2 separate regions of the Mus musculus genome follow, and region 2 is linked to region 1. The links are chromatin loops, found by intact Hi-C in ENCODE. Cell type or tissue: left cerebral cortex. All regions are shown on one strand.

What was found. Hi-C counts contacts between places; a loop is a spot of excess contacts. Peaks named below come from ENCODE experiments on the same cell type or tissue, not always from the same donor. Only the 100,000 strongest peaks of a DNase experiment are listed, where the experiment ranks them.
Region 2: it touches region 1 in a loop (5-fold over the local background); 8 of 42 quality-filtered maps call a loop at or near these places.

Annotation. Positions count from the first base shown.
Region 1 is chr11:64,078,559-64,081,058 of GRCm38, reverse strand. Cox10 (heme A:farnesyltransferase cytochrome c oxidase assembly factor 10) reads left to right here and starts at 1,587. Exons shown (of 7, transcript NM_178379.3): 1 at 1,587-1,723. The coding sequence starts at 1,681. 2810001G20Rik (RIKEN cDNA 2810001G20 gene) reads right to left here and starts at 1,575. Exons shown (of 2, transcript NR_033780.1): 1 at 1,282-1,575. In left cerebral cortex, no CTCF peak of the experiment used is centred here; a DNase peak (open chromatin) is centred at 1,560; H3K4me3 peaks cover 1,837 bases; H3K27ac peaks cover 958 bases.
Region 2 is chr11:64,441,132-64,443,631 of GRCm38, reverse strand. The region is part of intron 1 of Hs3st3a1 (heparan sulfate (glucosamine) 3-O-sulfotransferase 3A1); the gene reads right to left. Among named protein-coding and RNA genes, the nearest start is that of F930015N05Rik, 5.7 kb to the right of the region's middle. In left cerebral cortex, a CTCF peak has its summit at 1,243 (motif pointing right); DNase peaks (open chromatin) are centred at 1,238 and 1,595.

The DNA.
Region 1 (2,500 bases):
CTGGAATTTTCATACACATGGAAACTATCTAATACATGGCCTTTTGTGATTGATTTCTTCAACTTAGTATTGTTTTCATGGTTGTAGTATGTATTTGCACTTTATTTTCATTTCATGGCAAATAGGCCAGTATGTGGATATGTCACAGAATATCAGTTGATGTATAACTTGAGTTATATCCACTTTGGGATATTATGAGTGAATGAATGCTGTCATTTGTCTTGGGAATATACCTGGGAAAGGCACAGCTGGGTCAGGAGGTAGCGCTGTGTTTAACTTATTGAGGAACACCTAAACTGCTTTTCCAAAGTGGCTACAATATTTTATATTCCTATAAACAATGTATCAGGATTCCTACTTCTTCACTAACTTGTTAACTCCTGCTATTGATTAATTTTGTTTATAGCCATCTTATAGGTGTACAGTCCTATCACTTTTTGGTTTTATAACACAAATTTTAAGAGACAACTATAAAGAGATAGGAAGTACAGTAGACTGCTATACAATCTACAGTTTGAATCACGCAATCTCTCTAGCCCTCAGGTTCCATACCATGTAACCATTGAGTTAGGTATCTGAGATCTAGTTTGTAAAGGGCTAACTTATTTATGATGATCAGAGTTCCAGGAACAGTGGGTCTAATTAACCAAGATAGCTGTAAAGCAGAAGGCCTCCCCTAAGCAGCACTCACTGTTGGTGTGATTAGATCCCAAATTGTGCTTTTCATTTGTTGATTTAAGGTTTGTACTTTGTAATATTTCACTTAACACAGCATTTCAAAGTGCTCGAAAAACAGTGGATTGAACAGTTGTTAACTTTTCAGTTATTCACCAGAAATCCATCCTCTTCTTCCTTAGTCTAAGATTAATTTGATGGGGACAACCATTATCCTAGGTCCACAGTGATGAACTGTGATGGGCCTCAGAAAATCCCATTCTCTGCTCTGTCTTCCTGGTAAACTGGAAAACTCTCACAGTTCCTTCTACTGAGCAGCAAGTTGGCTCTTCAAAGCCTTTCTTTAGCCTACTTCACAGAAATGCTAACCTCATTCCATAGCGCTTTCTACCTTATCCCTATCGGGATGACGCTCACCATGACCAGTTCTTGCTGCAGAGACACAGTGCGTGCTCTTACACAAACTCCTGTCTCAGTGGCCCCTGATCAGCACCTGAGGTGAACCACAGAGATCTCACCTCATCGCTGAAAGCAAACACAAACTGCCCTTGTAAGTCATGTTTTGCTCTTTTAATGAGTTTCTTTCTTCCTCGTTTTTTTACTTACCAAACTCCACGAGAAGCCAACAGCCTGCGCAAGATCAGCCTGGGTGACAACTGAGGAGGCATTCAATTCTTTCAAGCTCAGGGGACTGCCGGGCCGGGCCGGACTCCAGAGCCCTAACCCCGCCACGACTCGCCTTCCGCCCGCGGGCTCCGACGATCTGTCCCTCCCGGGCAGAGAGCTCACCTAGTCTACATCTGGAGCGTCTGAGGGGAAAGCGAAAGCTCTACCATCCGATCTTTATAAGCTCCGCTAGCCTAGCTTTCAGAGAGCGCTGGGAGCCGGAAGTGACAAGAGGAAGTCCCGCCTCACTCAGAGGGCGGGCTAGCAAGATGGCGGCGCCCAGGAGCCGGTGAGGTGAGAGGCGTCCTGGGGTCCTGGGGACTGCTGCACCAGTACGTTATGGCCGCGTCCCCGCACACCATTTCCTCGCGCCTCCTCACAGGTATTGTACCCGGTTGGGAATGATCGTGGACGAATTGTTTTCTTTTTTGCCATGTGCGGTACCGTGTTGCCGGCCGCCTGCAACCTTGGAAGCCCTTGGCTTGTCACTTGGCAGGGAGGTGACCTTTAGGGTCACCTGAAGGGACGAGGCCAAGTATTGTGGACCAGCTTTGCACCGTAGGCCAGGTGGTCCCTAAGGCTTGATATCCCGTGCTCTTTGGAGTTTCAGACAGTGCAAGATGGAGGGACAGGATAAACCATGGGGCTCCACAAGCCTGGCACATGAGAGCCGCGGTTCCTGGCCACCGCCTTTTAATGACAAGAAGCGCACCTCCCCCCCCCCCCCCCCCCCGTTAAGGAGCTGTCTTCCAGCTTAAAGTGTTACCTTAATCACCATGATAATGATAACTGCCAACTGAATCCCATTGAGCCAGCGCTGTACCATCAGTATGGCTCCTTCCATCAGAAGGACTTTTGACAGATGTGTGTTTATCACAAACTCTTGAAAAGCTCCTATATTTTACCTTTTCAGGGAGGCCAACCTTAGCACTCTAACTAAAATAGGAGTCTTTATCCTTCTTTTCTTATATCATATTAATTTATCATGAATAACACACGGTGTAATTGTTCACACCTGCAGTACAGATGTGCAACAATTTAGTGTGTTCCTCCCAGTAAGAGAAACACTTTGTGAAAGTAAAGATAGTCTGTCTCCCTGGTTCACCACTGTATCCCTCATGCCCAGAGCAATGCCTATGTGCATTGGTGATGCTCAGTC
Region 2 (2,500 bases), 360 kb before region 1:
GTCCCATAGAACGCCATGCCACATCCTGCTATCCAAAAAGGCTCCAAATTTGAGAATCGTGAATTGTTTGTCTCTGGATTGCCCCATTGATGTGTTTTTAGACTATGATTGAGCACAGGTAAGTGGAACTTCAGTTATATGGAGGCTGCCACATAATGCCATTCATTCAACCATCTGCAGCATCCATGTGTGCCTAATTTGTCTCCACAAACACGTATTCTTCTGTTCTAGGCCCCAATTAAGAGAACACCTCCCTAAATGTATATGCTTCTTAATAATGAGTCACTGTTGTCTTCTCCCATGTGAAAGAGATTATGCGCCTTACCAGGTTTTAGGCCACCTTGACATTTTTCAAAAGTCACACTGCACCAGTGTGTTGCAAAGCTCAATTTGGAATCTTGGGACTGTCTTATTTACATGGGTTCTGGACACAGGGGATGGGGGTGGATGAATACCCACAGATGAAAGAATATTATGTTCAATGAATAATATCAGGACAACGTAGAAGATCTCAGCAAAAGAGGCCCCTGGGTTAACTAATTAAGCTCACTTCTGCCAGGCTTCCAGTCATGTCCCTACTCCTTCTGCTGTTTTAACCTGACCCCACCTATCCACAGGCCCAGAAATGCATCCCTAACTGATGTCATCACCATCCCAAGAGTTGTCCTGCACTTGGTAGGCACAGGACAAGCGCTGGAAGGGTTAAGCTGGCTTCTGTATGCCTCCTGTTCTATTAAGACCCTCCTCCAGAGCTGCACCACGCAGGGGAAGGAATAAGCCTGCAATAAAGTCATCTGGAAGCGTTTTCATCTGAAGCCAGCTTTCAGAAACAGAGGCAAAATGCACTAACAAAAGTAATCTGGGCATATGGCATTCCTTCCTCATGCACATGTCTAATATAAATCCTCTAATCATTTGTATCTTGCTTTTTGGGTTTATTGTCAAGTCAAGTCTTTTATTTCTCTCCAACAAATAAACTGCCGAGAGAGAGAGAGAGAGAGAGAGAGAGAGAGAGAGAGAGAGAACCACCCATACCTAAAGAGATCAGTACAGCAGCTGGGCTACGAAGCCTATACCTGCTATCTAAGTTCATTATTATTTCTTCCTTTCCCCTTCCCCTTCCCCTTCCCCTTCCCCCCCTTCCCCTTTCCTTTCCTTTCCTTTCCTTTCCTTCAAACACAATTAGTCTGGAAGTTGTCAGGGAAATTTACTGAGTATTTTACCACTAGGTGGCGCTACACAACACATTCAAAGTAGGTGGCTCACGAGCGAGAAGGAATTTTGTTTATATCCTTTCAAAGACTCTCTCTTGCATTCCTAATGGCAAGTACTTAACTGCATTATTAATAAACACTCCCCCCTTCCTGCCAGACATCTGCCATTGTCTGACAACTCCTGAGACCGGCTAAAACTGTACTCTGCAGTGTGGAACTCAAGAGAGGCGTTGGACAATCGTACGTGTTCAGGTGCCTGAGAAATATCAGCTACTCAAGAGTTGTATCTATCGTTGGAAGCAGGAATTAGGCGAGATCTGAGCACTGGGTTCACATATGTTTGCTTATTAGTTGTATCCATATATCCCACAGAAATCAAATCAACACAAGCTCTCAAGTGTTAAGCCTCTGACCAAGGCGAAGGCTAGAGGGCAGAAGTGTTGCTTCTTTCTTGTGCGTGTATATAAAAGGCACATGTCTGGTAAGAAACTTGCACAATTTTAACTCATGGCTTGAAGATAACAAAATTCCTAGACACCCAGGGTTTCATATTGTTGGGAAATAGAGACCAAGAAACTACACTAGATCGCCTTGTTTTATATTTTGGGTTTTTTGTTTTGTTTTTTGTTTGTTTGTTTTGGGGGGTGTTGTTTTTTATGTAGTTCCTCACTAGGGAACCAAACTAGCTTCAAGCTTGAGGTCTTCCTTATTCAACCTCCATAGTTCTGGGTTACAAGGTGAGTCACTGTGTCTGGCAAAACAAGTTCTCTTTATATGCCGCATCTCTATTAGGTGAGGGTAACGCTCTTTTCCTCTCCCCCCCCCCCAAAAAAATATCTAAGTATACAGGGTCCCTGCCTGGACCCAGACATGGAACTGATGGTGGGTACAATTTATATTTGCTTAAATGTGTCCCATAGAGAGACAACCACTTCTTATGGTTGTTTATATCAAGGACGGTTGTTTGCTTTGTGACCAACACTCTTCATGATGTGAACATCTGGTCTATGTAAGGTTAGCCCCTGTTGTCATTAATTGCACAGGCTGACTTTATTCCCATGACCCCTCTAAAATACAGACTTGGCGCTTATTCTTCCCTGGCCAATCAACCAGTTTATTTATGTGAGACAAATATTTGGGCCAGCGTGTTTTCTGTTAAAAGGGGGACGGGGAGCAGGAGATCATAACGCTGTGGGAGGATTTCCACCCAGAGATTGTCTTCACGTTCACACACAAAGTGTATCTGCATGCTCTGACCCTCAGATCATAAGGGGACGTACACACAA